2 separate regions of the Homo sapiens genome follow, and region 1 is linked to region 2. A link is an interaction called in ENCODE POLR2A ChIA-PET data of the cell type or tissue named here. Cell type or tissue: Caco-2. All regions are shown on one strand.

Region 1 (5,000 bases), 690 kb before region 2:
TGGGGTACAGGGGGTGTCCACACCCCCTCAGAGGTACACTGTATGGATTCTTCTCCCACCAGCACATAGCCAGGGTTACAGCTATATTTTATAGATGTTCCAGGGTCAAAGCGGACCATGTGTCTATCTTCCTTTTGCCCATTGAGGATGTTAGGAGGGGCCTGGCATTCTAAATGAAAGGACAAAAACAAAACATAACTGCTTAAGTAAACAACCACAGAAAGAAACTGAGCCAAAGAAATTGATATTCATGCTATAATTCCACTCTGGCGTCAGCTGTATGATACAGAACATATGTTGCAGACCAGCTTTGGGTAATTTTAGATCACAGTTTCCCAATCTTTTGTTGTTGTTGTTGTTGTTGTTTTCTGCACAGAGGCTGCTGCAGATGTTGTTCACTTTCCACTGGGTTCTGCAACTCCTCTCCTGCCTCTTCCCTTCATAAGGAATCATCTTGTATGTTTTTTATGGGAGATTCTGATATATCCCTAGGAATGAGGGCTTGAATGACTTCTCTTTTAAGAAGTCACTATTAAGACAAACAAGCATTTTTCTCCTCATTTTTTCCCCTATAGAAATGAGAAACTTAGTGATTCCTAACATTTTTTCCAAGCATATTCCCACAAAATAAAACAATGGTGGGGGGCTAGTGATAAGAATGCCCTCTACAAAATTTATATTGATTAGATGTAGTAGATTTGAGGGAAGTATAAACTGGACAAGGCCCTACCTAAAGCCCACAACCCCTTCTTCTAATTTTTCAGAAACGAATCAGAAGCACCTTTTCTGAGTACCGGAACACTCACCCTTTTCACAGACTGGTGCAGATGGCTCCCATGTGCCTTGGGCATTGCATCGGATTTGCTTGCTGCCCTTCAAGGTGAAGCCAAACATGCAAGCAAATATCACAGTGTCGTTATAGGTATATCGATCTTTCTGCCCAGATACCATTCGGCCTCTTAGGATCTGGGGATGTGGACACTGAACCGCAGAAGTAGAAAGTTCACAGCGTGGGGCAGGGCCACTCCAGGTCCCAGTCTTCTGACTATCAACTGTACAACGGAGAGTGCTCTCTCCAATAAGGATGAAGTTCACTCCTTCCTCTGGGTCCGGGTCACAAGTGTAAGTGACTATGCTTCCATATGAGACATTTGCTAGTGAGTTGCCTATATGTCTTCCATTGAGAATAGGGGGAGGTGATGGGCAAAAAATTTCTAGGGGAATTGCAGAAAGAAATGACAAGATCATAGGTGTATTGAAAACAAAGAATGCCCCAGATGCTGCTTGATACCACTATCCTAGGACAGTGATATCCGAGTCTATAATGAATCAGTCAAGGCAGCTAAAGCAACATAATTTAGAAGATTGATTCTCAAGCTTCATTCCTGAGTATATGTACTCTGCTGATCCTTTGATTTCTTTTACCAAATACACTATTTTCTTTATGCATATGGTCTACCTACTTAGAAGGTCTGCATAGCTTTCAGAGGAGGGAAAGCCTAGGAACCCCATTTTACTTGAGGAAACAAAAAATAAGGATGCTTTGGTGAAGCACATATCCTTAAAGATCTCTAGGAGTTCTGTGTTCAGTAAGAGTCTGTAAGGTAATGACTGAACCAAAAGCTTTTAGTTAAGCTGAGAATGCAGTGCTGTCAGACCATAGTTGCCTAGCCTACCTTCACATACTGGCATTTTGGTCCAAGCAACTCCCTGTCCAGCAATTACACACCGACTAGAAGGTGGGCCTTGCAGTCGATACCTGGAGACAGAAGGTTGTCATTCAGAACTATTAGGCAGTTTGTGCTGAAGAACAGCAGCCTCTACTTACAATTCAAGACAAGTTCATTTCAATCAGTGTGCATCTGTTCCTTTTATCAGCATTACCTCTCACAACCCTACCCCAGACTGCCCAGAGATCCTCACAGAGGAGACTTCTGCAGGTTTCACAGTCCACACCACGCACACACAAGACAAATGAATTAAATCTCATAAATAATCCTGACACTCACCCTTCATCACAGAAAAAGTTTGCAGTTACACCAACCCGGAGAATTGGAGGCTCCTTTACCTTCCCATTGGGAAATCGTCCTAGAGATTTACAGCGTGCCTCTAAAAAACAAACCAAAGATGAGAAATGCATGGCAAATAACAGAACAGCCCAGATTCTTAAAATAGATTGTAAATTTAGGGTACCTTCACATGTGGGGGGGACAGCACTCCATTTTCCCGAAGACAAACAGTTAATGATCTTTTCTCCAACAAGCAAGTAACCAGATTCACAGCTGTAAGTCACAGACAATCCTGGAGCAATGGAGCCAACATTCTCACTTGTGTGATGTCCATTGTGGATCATAGGAAGTGCTGGACACTCGAGAGGGAAAACTTTACACACACATACCAGGAAAAAAAAGCCGTCAGATGATGCATCCTTCACAATCTAGAATCAAGGGGGTCCAATCTTTTGGCTTCCCTGGGCAACATTGGAAGAAGAAAAATTGTCTTGGGCCACACATAATATACGCTAACACTAATGATAGCTGATAAGCTAAAAAAATTGCAAAAAAAAAATCTCATAATGGTTTAAGAAAGTTTATGAATTTCTGTTGGGCCACATTCAAAGCCATCCTGGGCCACATGCTGTCCACGGGTAGCGAGTTGGACAAGCTTGATCGAGATGCTGACTTAGGATATGGATTTAAATAAATGACACATGATCTATGGTAGCCAGTTGGTATTAACTTTCAACCTAGTCTTTTAAAGATCAAACAGGTGTGGTTTAAGTGTATCCATTTTATGCCACAAATAGCCATAAATAGTACCTTATTTTTCATTTTTAGTTACACTATATGAATTACATTTGCCTTGTGAAAAATTTCAATTACCAAAAAAAGTCAATTTTCACCTATATTCTCACCCTATCCTTAAGCTTATTCTCTGTTCCAAAAGTAGCATGCTATCATTTCAAGGGCTATCCTGGTAGATATTGGCAATATAGTTTATTGGGATCCTATGCATGATACATATATACACCTATATTATGTGTGTGTGTACAACTAATACATATTCTATGCCTTACTTCCTCTACTTAGCGACATGTATACGATATCCTTCCATGTCCATACATATATGTCTGTCTAAATTGTTACAAAGGCTTAACTGTTTTCAGCAGCCATTGCCCTTTGTAACTATCGTTAAGATCTCCTTCCTCCAAGGCTATTTATCAATCAATCAATCAATAAACAGAATCCCATTTTATACTAATTTAACAGTTTTGTCAGCTCTTTAATCTGCTTAAAATTTGTCAATATTGTTCTTTATTAAGAAAATACCTAATTTGATAGTATAATTTTTGTCAAATATTGCCATTTCTTGTAATTGTGGAATTCAAATTCAGATTTATATTTCAGCAGCAACATAAACCAAACCAAAAGAGAAGGAATGAATAATTTACAGTAGGTCCCTATTTTCAAAGGCATTTATTTGAAATGTGATGGCTCAGAAGATGACTTGGGGAAATAGTGGATAACTTCAAAACATGTTTACAGAGACCACAGAGAGCAGGATATCACCTGTGCTAGACTGTGTTAGCAGCTACTTATACATTAATTTCAAATCCATTGGGTGTATTTTTGCTATAAGATCCCACCGTTCTTCTCATTTTAACAGTAACACAGATATACAGTTGAAAACCACCCCATTCCCACATCCCCAACAAACTCTGACCCCATCCTTGCAAAACTTACCCTACTCAATTATTAGGTGTGTTTAATTACATTTTTCCATGTACTTTAAACTCCTTTGCTCAATTGATGTTTTTTGAACGAGCAGTTATATGCCTCCACGAAGAAGCCATAACTTTCACCTTTTCCCTTGTTTCCTTCTTCCACCCTCATCATTACATGTTCACACTGTTTGTCCTTCAGGAGGGTACAAAACGTGGTCTGCACAGAAAGGCAAGACCCCAACCTCCCAACCCAGCTTTCTTTTCATACTCACCACTTACACAGGTTGGTAGTCGTGTCGGCCCCCACATATTATTTGCTTGACACCAAACAGACTTGTTTCCGTTCATGGAGAAGTTGGTTTTACAGGCAAATGTCACAGAATCACCATGTCTGTAGGGTGTAGAGCCTCTAATTTTGTATCCTCCTGGTACTATGGGCTCAGGGCAAGAAGAATATTTATTGAAATATTCACATTTAGGAGCAGGTTTATCCCAGGTTCCATCCACTTTGTCTTTAGTTATGCATAATAGACTTTTTTCTCCAATGAGGCGGAAGGTACCTGAACAACTGTACCTTATCACGGTACCAACAGCAATGGGGGTAGAATAATAACTAATCCGGCCATTTAGGATAGGCGGAGGAGAGCCACAAGAAATCCCTGAAAAGTAGAAAAGGAACTTGGTAGGCATACTGATCATGGTGAGAAAATATTCAAATGTAGGTAAAATATCCAAATATAGATCACATAACTTTTTCAGAAACAGACTTAGAAATATGTATAGTTTATTTATTCCCTGCTTACTCCCAAACTCCTAAATTCTTACCTTTTTCTTGATCCTCAGCAAACAGATCAACATAAATCATCTTGACCAAACAATAATAATGAAAAGAATATATCCAAAAGTTCTGAGTCTAATCAATTTTAATAATGAAACAAAAGGCAAATTCAGCACATGAAAATAACATATTAGTGGCATGATAGTTACATGTGGGGAGGTACCATGGATTAGGGAAATTTGAGCTCAGTGGACCTAGTTTCAACTCCCCACGGTCATTCAATAGCTGTGTGACCTCAGGCAAGTCTTACTCTCTTTAAGCTTCAGTTTCTTAGTCTATAGTATAACGCAAACTACTTCATAAGGTATAGTGAGAATCCAGTGCTAAAAGTACATGAACAGAGAAAGTACAATACCTGGAACATACTAATTATTCAATGGCTGCTTCAAACACACAACTGGGGGTACAGGCTGAGATGACCACTTTTGGTCCTGCTGC
Region 2 (5,000 bases):
GATTTTACTCTCAGATACAGAATCAACTACATAAATTGGCAGGGGAAGACAGTACAAAATAAAAATGTGGAACCCCCTGCTCAACAGTTATTGAGAATTTCAAGATGGTGGTAGCAGAGTAAGGGGAGGACTTTTTTAGTCATGGGACCCTGTGTGACTGCAGAAGTCACTTATCTACAAACCCAGCCCTGCTTGGATATGTTGGGTTGGAGGTGCCAGCCATCCAGTGGAGACTGGAGCAAACTAAAGCGCACCAGAGGGACAGTCCTGGAGCTAAAAGAATCCATTTGTGCCCCACACTCAGGAGCCCACTAGTTATCCTAGGTAGTCATGCAGACAGAGCAGAAACAACTATGGTCCTCTGGGTGGCCAAGGCTCAAACACCTGGTGTCCTGGTCCCTGATAAGCCAAATTTCTCATATGAGAAGTTACAGAGCACAGTGTCCATCCCCTAAGGAAAATCCAAATTGCCTGATTTGGTGCCATAGTTGCACAAAGGGGAATTCCACATTGGCTGCCCAAAGATCAGCCCTTCCGCTCATCTGTGGTTTGCAGTGTCTGCCGGCCATGATCCTCGGAAGGGCGCTTAATCCGGTTTGCATAACCCTTGTTCCATTCCACCTAAGGGCCAGCCCCAGCCCGGGCTCCTCTTAAACTTCTGGCCCACCAGGCGTTTATTCTGAAGTACCCCAGACACTATCAAAGCCAATGTCAGGAAAGCCCAGAGGAATACAGTGCTCACAGACTCCTGTCTCCTTGCACCCCAAACTGGCCACACTTTGGGTGTGTGATAGGCATTGGGGTCTGTTGCAGCACAGCTTCTGAGGAAGCCTCTGTCCTAGGAGCTGAGGAAGCTTATTCGAGGGAATACTAGAAATTTCAAGCTGGCAAAGCTATTTTACACACTAAATGTCCTGGATAAGAAGAAATGAAACTCCCGTTATCAGCTTTAAAAAATAACTACTAATGGCAAATAGGAGTCAAGCCCGGAGGGGCTTCTTCATCAGGACAGTTGTCACCCATCCCCAAGATGGGCACGGTCTCACCTTCTCTGCCTGCATCGTCAACCTGCCTGCTCTCTGCCGGCTGACCGTGTTGCCCAACAAGCTGTCTAAACCCAGAGTCCAGCAAGCCCGGATCCCTGAACCTTCCCTCTGCAGCTCCAGAGCCACCCTCACAAGGCTGCTAGCCTGCTCCCCACTCTTGGGTTTGAGCTGCAGAATTGCAGTAAGGCATGGGGTAACTACACCAAGAAGGCTGCCATTTTGCTTAGCATGAGAGTAGCTGGGAGGCAGATTCTTTTTTTTTTTTTTTTTTTGAGACGGAGTCTCGCTCTGTCGCCCAGGCTGGAGTGCAGTGACGCGATCTCGGCTCACTGCAACCTCCGCCTCCCAGGTTCACGCCATTCTTCTGCCTCAGCCTCCCAAGTAGCTGGGACTACAGGCGCCAACCACCACACCTAGCTAAATTTTTTTTTTTTTTTTTTTTTTTTTTGAGACGGAGTCTCGCTCTGTCGCCCAGGCTGGAGTGCAGTGACGCGATCTCGGCTCACTGCAAGCTCCGCCTCCCAGGTTCACGCCATTCTCCTGCCTCAGCCTCCCGAGTAGCTGGGACTACAGGCACCTGCCACCACGCCCAGCTAATTTTTTCTATTTTTAGTAGAGACAGGGTTTCACCGTGTTAGCCAGGGTGGTCTCAATCTCCTGACCTCGTGATCCGTCCACCTCGGCCTCCCAAAGTGTTGGGATTACAGGCGTGAGCCACCGTGCCCGACAAGGGAGGCAGATTCTTTTTTTTTTTTTTTTTTTTTTTTTTGTAGTTGCAAGATTTAATACAGTGAAAACAGAGCTCCCATACAAAGGGAAGGGACCCAAAGAGGGTAGCCATTGCCGGCTTGGATGCCCGGGTTTATGTCCCGATCATTGTCCCTCCCGCTGTGCTCTCAGGCGATAGATGATTGGCTATTTCTTTACCTCCCGTTTTTGCCTAATTAGCATTTTAGTGAGCTCTCTTTACCACCTGATTGGTCGGGTGTGAGCTAAGTTGCAAGCCCCGTGTTTAAAGGTATATGCGGTCACCTTCCCAGCTAGGCTTAGGGATTCTTAGTTGGTCTAGGAAATCCAGCTAGTCCTGTCTCTCAGTCCCCGCTCTCAACAGGAAAACCCAAGTGCTGTTGGGGAGGTTGGCCGATGACTGCTCTAATGGGAGGCAGATTCTTTATAAGATCTTGTAAACTGTAGAATGCACCCTCCAAAATCTATTTGCATAAGCACACACACACACACACACACACACACCCCAGCAGTTCTTGCCTGCCCAGATTCCTCTGCAGCTAAAGTGATGAAACTTACTGGGCGGAGCTTCCTAAAAAGATTATTAGGGTCTCCTGGGTTGGTGTGCCTTTAAACCTTTGGACTTTACCACCTCCTATCTCTCCTATCTCCTTGCAACAAAGGTTAGGAGAACAAGAATGCAGAAAAAACGGGTCCTGGATGACATCTGAGTGCCTGCTTTGGGCTTCTTGATGAGTGAGACAGAAAATAAAATACAACCCCCTCTTTTAAAAGCCATGCTTACTCAGGTTTTCCTTCATTTGCAGCTAAATACAGAAATGAGAGAATATTTTGGAGCAGGGATGGAAGAAGAGAGGTATTCCCCTTCCCACAACCTTCTGATTTCCCAGTACATCCCCCACTGGAAAAATTCATTTAAAATCAGTATAATAAGCATTGATTAGATGCCTACTATGCATCTGGGCTTGAGGGCAAACTGGACTCAGGCCTTTTGGCCTCAAGAAGCTCACAGTGTGAGAGTGGCATTTGTGTCCTCTTGAAATTCACAGGACTAAATTGTGCCCAGGCTGACATTCTATCCATCCATAGGTGCCTGCCTTCTCACTTCCCTCTCTTCATGGGCTCTTGCCTTGTACCAAAATCCAAACCCAAATCTCCTCACATGTGAGTGTTGGCATTCATGTCTCAGACATGACCTATGGGCTTGGGACTTTTCCCCGTGGACCCCAGTGACTTTTCAGATGAACAGGTATCTTCAAAAACTTGAGAAATAGGAGTCCTGTTTGTTGTTCTTGTTGCTTTGTCAATATAAGGACACAGGGTCTTTATTCAAATGTTCATATCTATCTCTTGACAGAAATACTATGAGACATATTGATGGAGAAGCCGTTATCTCCATATGCTAAATGAGGACTTGCACCAGGGAACTTGCCCATGGTTCTCTCCAACCACTTAAATTCTGAAATTTTGAAATGAGAGTGGACAGTAATTTCAAATCAATGGGGAAAGAATCAAATCTTCAGCAAATGGCTTGAGATAATTAGCTACACATTTCAGAACAAATAAAGAAGTCAGATCCGGGCCGGGCACAGTGGCTCATGCCTGTAATCTCAGCACTCTGGGAGGCCAAGGCGGGCGGATCATAAGGTCAGGAGATCGAGACCATCCTGGTTAACACAGTGAAACCCCGTCTCTAATAAAAATACAAAAAAAAATAAAAAAACTTAGCCGGGCGTGGTGCCAGGCGCCTGTAGTCCCAGCTACTCGGGACGCTGAGGCAGGAGAATGGCTTGAACTCGGGAGGCAGAGCTTGCAGTGAGCTGAGATCATGCCACTGCACTCCAGCCTGGGCAACAGAGCGAGACTCTGTCTCAAAAAAAAAAAAGAAGTCAGATCCTAACCTCAACCCTATTTAACAGATTATAGATGAAAGAAAGGTACAAATGGCTTTTACATACCTCCCTTCTCCCTGACATTTTGTATGTGTGTGTGTGTGTATTTACACACACATCTCATATAAGGAAATTGAAGGGAGGCTGCCTGCATCCCTGAGTCACTCTCCCTCTCCTTCTGAATGCTTACCTGTGCCCAGACCACCTCCTTAGCCTCGCACCCTCCAGGCTTACAGGGCACTCTTCTATGCCCATCCCAAGTATAGCTGATACCTTCCAAGGGCCAGACTTGGTGCTAAGTACCAAGTACGCAAAGATTAATAAAACAATGTCCTGTTTCAGGGAGCTCAAAGCTGATTCGGCAGGGCATGGTGTGTACATGAATGATAACCACGTAGGGTTGCAGGTTTCCTAGTGAGGTAAGCACAAGGCAAGATGGGAAACAAAGGAAGGAGGGGTTCACAGCCTCACCCAGAGTCCAGAACCCCTGGCCTGCCTGGTGCCCATGCTGAGTCCACTTCTGGAACACCCAGCTCAGAGAGGGGGTTAGACCTGCAGGCTAACACAGACACAGCCCAGAAAACCCAGGAGCCGAGGGGGAAGGAGAAAGGTGCAAGAAGGGGAAACCCAGGTCCTGGTCCCCTTCTCTCTGCTTCCTGGCAGCAGAACTCAGACAGAACCCTTAAGCCAGTCTAAGTCTGGCAGGACCAGTAAGTTCTGAGTTAGCTCCATACTAGTTTCTAGCAGGCTCTTTCTCACTTCCTGATTCTTAGGTTTCTACATTGACACTCCCTGAAGAGTTGGGAAGAGACACCACAGTCCCCTGACCCTGATCCATAGGTCACACAGCAGGGACATCCACAGGGTGGGCGTGGGCCCTCTCATCCCTCCCTCCCACTCACTTCACGCTGGCTGGGCCCCAAGGTGTTTGCACCCCTTGCAGTGAGTGACCTTCTCTAGTGCAGCAAGCTCAGAACCTGCTGCCACTGGAGTTGTCCCATTGCTGATGCAGAAAGGTGAAGAACTAGCAGAACACTGGAAATGCCCTCCATCTGGGTCCATGGCTACTTAAGCTCAATGCTCCCTGGCAGGCAGGAGGACAGGTGCTATTGCCCTGTTGGGACAGATGAAAAACAGACACAGGGAGGATGAGTGATTTGCCCTGACTATAGAGTGGCAGGGCCAAGGCAGAGCCCAGGCCTCCTGCACCTAGGTCAGTGTTCCTCCCAGTTACAGTCTAAACTGGAATGGCAGGCAAAGCCCCTGTGGAAGGGGAAGGTGAAGGCTCAATCAAAGGATCCCCAGAGACTTTCCA

What was found. Peaks named below come from ENCODE experiments on the same cell type or tissue, not always from the same donor. Only the 100,000 strongest peaks of a DNase experiment are listed, where the experiment ranks them.
Region 1: POLR2A ChIA-PET joins it to region 2 with 6 read pairs; 2 of 35 experiments call an interaction of 5 or more read pairs at or near these places.

Annotation. Positions count from the first base shown.
Region 1 is chr1:207,465,909-207,470,908 of GRCh38, reverse strand. CR2 (complement C3d receptor 2) reads right to left here. Exons shown (of 20, transcript NM_001006658.3): 2 at 3,997-4,383; 3 at 2,194-2,382; 4 at 2,010-2,109; 5 at 1,677-1,759; 6 at 807-1,214; 7 at 1-169. Among named protein-coding and RNA genes, the nearest start is that of CR2, 14 kb to the right of the region's middle. RefSeq lists an enhancer at 433-1,632. In Caco-2, no CTCF peak of the experiment used is centred here; no DNase peak of the experiment used is centred here.
Region 2 is chr1:206,773,725-206,778,724 of GRCh38, reverse strand. The region is part of intron 1 of IL19 (interleukin 19); the gene reads right to left. Among named protein-coding and RNA genes, the nearest start is that of IL10, 3.7 kb to the right of the region's middle. In Caco-2, no CTCF peak of the experiment used is centred here; a DNase peak (open chromatin) is centred at 2,294.